Linked DNA regions of Homo sapiens: all the other regions are linked to region 2. Evidence: chromatin loops called from intact Hi-C (ENCODE). Cell type or tissue: lower leg skin. All regions are shown on one strand.

Evidence for each region. A loop is a pair of places that touch in the nucleus more often than their neighbours do. Peaks named below come from ENCODE experiments on the same cell type or tissue, not always from the same donor. Only the 100,000 strongest peaks of a DNase experiment are listed, where the experiment ranks them.
Region 1: a loop joins it to region 2, with 4 times the contacts of the local background. A loop is called at or near these places in 81 of 110 quality-filtered maps.
Region 3: it touches region 2 in a loop (8-fold over the local background); 82 of 110 quality-filtered maps call a loop at or near these places.

Annotation. Positions count from the first base shown.
Region 1 is chr16:21,640,951-21,643,450 of GRCh38, reverse strand. All of the region lies in intron 4 of METTL9 (methyltransferase 9, His-X-His N1(pi)-histidine), which reads right to left. It overlaps IGSF6 (immunoglobulin superfamily member 6), which reads left to right. Exons shown (of 6, transcript NM_005849.4): 5 at 297-377; 6 at 1,858-2,500. The coding sequence ends at 1,917. It also overlaps the pseudogene RNU6-1005P and the pseudogene RNU6-196P. Among named protein-coding and RNA genes, the nearest start is that of IGSF6, 10 kb to the left of the region's middle. In lower leg skin, no CTCF peak of the experiment used is centred here; no DNase peak of the experiment used is centred here.
Region 2 is chr16:21,581,007-21,583,506 of GRCh38, reverse strand. No RefSeq gene overlaps it. Among named protein-coding and RNA genes, the nearest start is that of METTL9, 17 kb to the left of the region's middle. In lower leg skin, no CTCF peak of the experiment used is centred here; no DNase peak of the experiment used is centred here.
Region 3 is chr16:21,707,635-21,710,134 of GRCh38, reverse strand. OTOA (otoancorin) reads right to left here. Exons shown (of 29, transcript NM_144672.4): 13 at 32-247. Among named protein-coding and RNA genes, the nearest start is that of OTOA, 45 kb to the right of the region's middle. In lower leg skin, no CTCF peak of the experiment used is centred here; a DNase peak (open chromatin) is centred at 1,424.

The DNA of each region.
Region 1 (2,500 bases), 60 kb before region 2:
AGTTTAAACAGAATATCAAGGTAACTTTCAACTGCAGACACTATTTCCTATTGTTGAGAAACTCAATGACAAAATAATCTCAAGGGGTAAACTGTGACTTAAATTGGACAGTTCTCAACCATAAATTATATTTAAAGTTCTCAAATACAAAAGAGTTAACTGTAGGCACATATGTGTTGGGGGAGGGGGTAGTTTTTGGGACCGGTGGCAATAGAGCAAGAAAAGTTCTGATGATGCGTCGTTATCATCGCTTATATTCCCAAAAGAGAATTTTTTTTTCTCATTTGTCTTTATAGAAGAAGAGTGCTCGGCGTATTTTTCAGGAAATTGCTCAAGAACTATACCATAAGAGACATGTGGAAACAAATCAGCAATCTGTAAGTGTAAAATGTCAAAAAAAAATGTAAATACAGATATAAAGCACGTTTGAAAAAACTAAGCTGCCAAGGAGCTGTCAAGAACCATGTTTTCCTTCAGAAGAGTCTGAAAGAGAACTTTCACAAGAATGTATTTTTATATAGAACCTGTTTTAATAAATACATAACAAAAGACATCTGATACAATATTAAATAGCCCCAGGCTGGCATCTTAGTGACATGGAAACTTTCAGAAACACATTAGACACGAGCAATGTTTTCAATACAGACAATGATGCTTTAAAAGGATAGATTAAAAGCTACTCTGTACAGTATCCTGCATGCAGTGGTAGGCGTTCAGTAGATACTGCAAATGTTTGTGGGTCAAATTATGAAAAAAAATTACTTGTTACTTATAAGGCAAAAATAAATTCACATTAGAAAAGATGCAGCTAATGATATTAAAAAACAAGTATTTCTCCAGTGTCTGGAGTTGAACTGAAAAGAATACATGTATATCTATAATACATCCTGAAAGTATTCCTTTAAAGTCTTATATAAACAGGTTCTTCAAACAAAATATTATCTTAATGCCAATAGAACAGATACTTTGTTTCCATGATGCATGATGAGATAGCTCAAATAAGCTAAAATGTATACAAAATAAGGTTAATTTATTTTTATTTATTTTTTAAAATTTATGGAATGCTTCACAAATTTGCATGTCATCTTTGTGTAGGGGCCATGCTAATCTTCTCTGTATCATTCCAATTTTAGTGTAAGTGCTGCCAAAGCGAGCACAAAATAAGCTGAACTGATAAACTAGTAAAGATATTTTCCTCTTAAACAGCAGCCAAGAGGGCAAATGCATCAGGAGACTGAAATAAGGCGATTTTTTTAAGTCCAACTTTTACTTTAATTGTTTTCTTTTTAAAAAAATATGGAACGCTTCACGAACTTGTGTGTCATCCTTGCCCAGGGGCCATGCTAATCTTCTCTATATTGTTCCAATTTTAGTGTATGTGCTGCCAAAGCAAGCGCTAAAAATCTAACTTTCACAAAGGATTTTTGCCAAGGAAAGAATATTGTCTAAGTAGTCGTTTCATCCTACAGTGTATATATGAATACATAAAGATAGGTGGTCTAATTACTAAGATGCCATGCTGAGTAATTACAAATCATTTTTCTTTCTGAGGCTGGGACATGTTTTCAACAACAAGGCCGAGGTATGTGGCCTGAAAGCAGTCTTAGAAGTGAGAATTGTAAAGCTCCCAGCCACGATTTTGACAGTAGCATCCAAACAAAAAAAAAAAGTATTTTTCAGTTCCCACATCCTACTCTAAATACGGATGGGGAAAACGGTAATCTGGCCTTTAAGATTACCATATGGACACTTAGGACCCAGAATCCAAGATGGCCCAGTGGTTTGCATGTTCCTTGGCAGTTGGCTTCATTGGTTACATAACCTTAAACATGGCTTTCTATTTATTTATTATTGCAGGAGAAAGATAACAACACTTATGAAAACAGAAGAGTACTTTCCAACTATGAAAGGCCATAGAAACGTTTTAATTTTCAATGAAGTCACTGAAAATCCAACTCCAGGAGCTATGGCAGTGTTAATGAACATATATCATCAGGTCTTAAAAAAAAATAAAGGTAAACTGAAAAGACAACTGGCTACAAAGAAGGATGTCAGAATGTAAGGAAACTATAACTAATAGTCATTACCAAAATACTAAAACCCAACAAAATGCAACTGAAAAATACCTTCCAAATTTGCCAAGAAAAAAAATTCTATTTTAAACTTGTATCCTGAGTCTGTTTCATTCAACATGAGATGTGTGATGACTGCCATCCTGAAGATCTGAAGCCAAACCATGTGCCTCAGTCTTGAGTGGAAGAATCACCTTTATGGTTTGTGGAAATCATGGCACAATTAAAATAAGTTGGGAGGGACAACGTGACAAAATTTGAGTTAGAGACATTCATTTTGAAAAGCACCTTAGTAAAGTTATTTCCTCTGATGTTGTAATGGGGCAGTGGGGTAACGCACATTTGCCTGCCAGGGTATGCAAAGTAACTTACATCATGCTATCAGCAAAATGAGAATAATATAGTGGCTAGAGTAAGACCATAAAAGC
Region 2 (2,500 bases):
AGAGACGCGGTTTCTCCATGTTGGTCAGGCTGGTCTCGAACTCCCGACCTCGGGTGATCCGCCCACCTTGGCCTCCCAAAGTGCTGGGATTACAGGCGTGAGTCACCATGCCCAGCAAGTGTTAGTGTATTCTATGTGCGGCCCAAGACAATTCTTCTTGTGCCCAGCCGCCTTAGTGGTTTTTTTGGTTTGGTTTCGTTTGGTTTGGTTTGAAATGCAGTTTAGCTCTTGTCACCCAGGCTGGAGTACAGTGGCACAATCTCGGTTCACTGCAACGTCTGCCTCCTGGGTTCAAGTGATTCTCCTGCCTCAGCCTCCCAAGTAGCTGGGATTACAGGCGCTCGCGACCATACCCAGCTAATTTTTGTATTTTTAGTAGAGACGGGATTTCACCATGTTGGCCAGCGCATTAGTGTTTTTCAAAACAGGCCTCAGATCACTAGCGTCAGGATCACCTGTGGTGCTGGTTAAAATGCAGCTTCCTTGGCTATCCCAGGTATACTGATTCAGAATCTTCAGCAAAAGTAATATGTAATTTATATAATTAAAAAGTACTTAAACGTCTTTTTTTTAATTTTTTATATATTTATTTTTTGAGACGGAGTCTAGCTCTGTCGCCCAGGCTGGAGTGCAGTGGCGCAATCTCGGCTCACTACAAGTTCCGCCTCCCAGGTTCACGCCATTCTCCTGCCTCAGCCTCCCGAGTAGCTGGGACTACAGGCCCCCGCTGCCACGCCCGGCTAATTTTTTTGTATTTTTGGTAGAGACGGGGTTTCACCGTGCTAGCCAGGATGGTCTCGATCTCCTGACCTCGTGATCCACCCACCTCAGCCTCCCAAAGTGCTGGGATTACAGGCGTGAGCCACCGCGCCTGGCCTTAAACGTCTTAAAATTATTTTTAATGAGATATTTATTTATTTATTTAGAGACAGAGTCTCACTCTGTTGCCAGGCTGGAGTGCAGTGGCGCAATCTCAGCTCACTGCAACCTCCACCTCCCGGGTTCAAGCGATTCTCCTGCGTCAGCCTCCAGAGTAGCTGGGCATGCACCACCACGCCCAGCTAATTTTTGTATTTTTTAGTAGAGACGGGGTTTCACCATGTTGGCCAGGATGGTCTTGATCTCTTGAACTCGTGGTCTGCTCACCTCAGCCTCCCAAAAATAATTATTTTTAAATAATATGTTGAGATAACCTAAAAGAAAGTCACATTTCATATTAATTTTTCATATATGTCTGGACTCTCTATTCTGTTCCATTTGTTTTTGTTAGTTAGTTAGTTTGTTTGTTTGTTTTTGAGACGGAGACTCGCTCTGTCACCCAGGCTGGAGTGCAGTGGCACGATCTCGGCTCACTGCAACCTCTGCCTCGCAGGTTCAAGCTGTTCTCCTGCCTCAGCCTCCCTAGTAGCTGGGACTACAGGCATGCGCCACCAGGCCTGGCTAATTTTTGTATTTTGAGTAGAGACAGGGTTTCACCGTGTTGGCCAGGCTGATCTCAAATGGGAATACAGGCGTGAGCCACCACGCCCGGCCATAAGTTTTTGTTTCTCTTGGGAAAAAAGCTAGCAGTGGGATTTCTGGATCATATGTCAGCTGTATATTTAACTTTAAAAGAAACTGCCAAACTGTTTTTTAAAGTAGATGTATCATTTTAATTCCTACCAAGAATGTATGAGAGTTCTGGATGCTCCACATCCTTTGTCAGCACTTGGTATTCAGTTTTTATTTTAGCTATTCTAATTGTTATGTACGGGTGACTCATTAGGGCTTTAATTTACATTTTCCTAATGACCAATAATGTTGAGCATCTTTTCATGGACTTACTTTCCATTTGTATATCTTCTTTGGTGAAGTGTCTGTTCAAATCTTTGCCCATTTTTATTTTGTTTTTTCAAGTCATCCATGGAATACAAACTGTATTAGTTGGGTCTCACACTGCTATGAAGAAATACCCGAGACTGGGTCACTTATAAAGGAAAAAGTTTAATTGACTCACAGTTCCACATTGCTGGGGAGGCCTTAGGAAACTTACAATCATGGCAGAAGGCAAAGGAGAAGTAGGCACCTTCTTCACAGGGCAGCAGGATGGAGTGAGTGCAAGCACAGGGAATGCCAGATGGTTATAAAACCAGCGGATCTCCTGAGACTCACTCACTATCATGAGAACCGTATAGGGGAAACTGTCCTCATGATCCAAATACCTCCACCTAGTCTGCCCTTGACACATGGGGATTATGGGGATTACAATTCAAGATGAGATTTGGGTAGGGAAACAAAGCCTAATTACAAACTTTGCCTTTATTTTTATTATTATTATTTTTTTGACTAGATCTTCCTCTGTCACCCAGGCTGGAGTTCTGTGACATGATCATCATAGCTCACTGCAACCTTGAACTCCTGGGCTCAGGTAGTCCTCCCACTTCAGCGTCCTGAGTCACTGGGATTACAGGTGTATGCCACAATACCTAGCTAATTGTTAATTTTTTGTAGAGATGATGTC
Region 3 (2,500 bases), 130 kb before region 2:
GAATAAAAAAGAGTTTAAAACTCCAGCTGACCTTCTCATGGGCCAAGTATTTGGCAGACAAGATGATGACCTGGCTCTTGGCCCAACCTGAGACCTGGTTGAGGGTGGAGATGGCTCCGTGCACAGCCTCGGGGGAGAGGGATTCCAGTTGGCTGTAGGTCAAACCTACAACTGCATCCGACAAAGAACCCAGGGTCTCATTGAGGGTCTGGTTCTCCATGGCAATGTCCAGGAGTTCTGCTTTGAGCTGGAAGGAGAGCAAACTGGAATGAGTGTTGACAGGAAGCAGGGCGGTGGCTCCCTCTGACCATATCCAGGGCTATTAGGACTCCACAGCACCTCCCTTGACCCTGTTCCATCAAAGCTTTTGGGCTCAGAAACGATGAAGGAAAGGGACTCCTGCCATGCCCAGACAGTGAGACACCACACGGAGGACACCTCTTCTGGCCTTAGCTTTCATGTGCCAAAAATTCCCTTTGTACTTCATTTAAATATTAATTTGTTATTAAATCAACCTTAATCCATGTCAGAAAGAAATGTTCCTTTTATAACTACACCACACTCTTATAGCATCTGTTGTCCTCTGGTGACCTTGAACTCTATATCCATATATACAGGCTGTTTTCCTTTCATTAAATAGCCAGGGGCCTTTTCACGATAATTTATAATCTGTGTAAAAATAACTTTTTTTTTTTTCTTAAGACAGAGTTTTGCTCTTGTCACCCAGGCTGGAGTATAATGGTGTGGTCTTGGCTCACTGCAACACTGCAACCTCCACCTTCCGGGTTCAAGCGATTCTCCTGCCTCAGTCTTCTGAGTAGCTGGGATTACAGGCACCCACCACCACACTAATGTTTGTATTTTTAGTAGAGACAGGGTTTCACCATGTTGGCCAGGCTGGTCTCAAACTCCTGACCTAATGTAATCCACATGCCTCAGCCTCCCAAAGTGCTGGGATTAGAGGCATGAGCCACCACATCCAGCCAAAAATAACTCTTCACAGTACAAGAAAGTAAAAGTCTCCTGAACATCCTACCACATAAAAATAACCATGATTAGCAATTGGGTGTATATGCTTCCAAGATTTCTTATACCTTTATAAATATAGAGACACTACATAGTTTTTACAGAGTTGTAATATGAACAGAAGCACAATTTACTCTTCTTAAAATTATCTCTTGCACCTCTTTGCACATTTCTATGATCATTTTAATAATTATTTTATTGCAATATGCCTGCCTAATGATAGTAAAGTGTGCGTTACAGCTGCTTTCGGTAAGGAATGTGATAAAGTCACCTACTATACAATGAGCTCTGTAACAAAAAACAAGAATGGTTCATATTTTAACACCCGAATTTACGTAATAACGTAGTCATTTCAGGCAGGTGCACAAAACGGGTTTCTGGCAATATTGAAATAGCCACTGGGGGGCAGCAGAGTGAAGTAGAAGAAACAACTGTCAAAGCGCCTGGGTTCTCTAAGTTCGGCAACTGCCTTACCTAGAAATCAGTTTCCACATCTGTAAAACGAAGGGGTGGACTACAGTGGCAGCTCCCAAAGTGTGGAGCACACCCAGCGGCATCTGCAACACCTGGGAACTTGTTAGAAACGCAGATTGCCAGGCTGCTCCCGGACCTCCTGAATCAGAGACTGGGTGGGGCTCCGAAATCCAGGGATCCCCAGACTCCGGGTCACAGATGGGGACCACCGGGACCCTGGCCTGTTAGGAACCAGCCACAGCAGGAGGTGAGCAGCAGGCCAGTGAGCATTACCGCCTGAGCTCTGCCTCCTGCCAGATCAGAAGCGGCATTAGATTCTCCTAAGAGCAAACCCTATTGTGCACTGTGCATGCAAGGGACCTAGTCTGTGCGCTCTTTATGAGAATCTAATGCCTGATGATCTGTCACTGTCTCTCATCACCCCCAGATGGGACCGTCTAGTTGCAGGAAAACAAGCTCAGAGCTCCCACTGATTTCACATTATGGTGAGTTCTATAGTTATTTCATTATATATTACAATGTAATAATAGAAATAAAGTGCACAGACCGGGCGTGGTGGCTCACGCCTGTAGTCCCAGTACTTTAAGAGGCCATGGCAGGCGGATCACGAGGTTAAGAGAATGAGATCATCCTGGCCACATGGTGAAACCCCGTCTCTACTACAAATACAATAAATAGCTGGGCGTGGTGGCGTGCACCTGTAGTCCCAGCTACTCAGGAGGCTGAGGCAGAGAATTGCTTGAACCTGGGAGGCAGAGGTTGCAGTGAGCCAAGATCGTGCTACCGCACTCCAGCCTGGCAACAGAGCGACACTCCATCAAGAAAGGAGAGGAGAGGGGAAGGGGAAAGGGATGGGGGGGGGAGGGGGAGGGAGGGAGGGAAGGAGGAAAGAAAGAAAGAGAGAGAGTGAGAAAGAGAAGAAAGAAAGGAAGGAAGGAGGGAAGAAAGAAAGAGAGAGACAGAAAGAGAAAGAAAGAGAAAGAAAGAAAGAAAGAAAGAA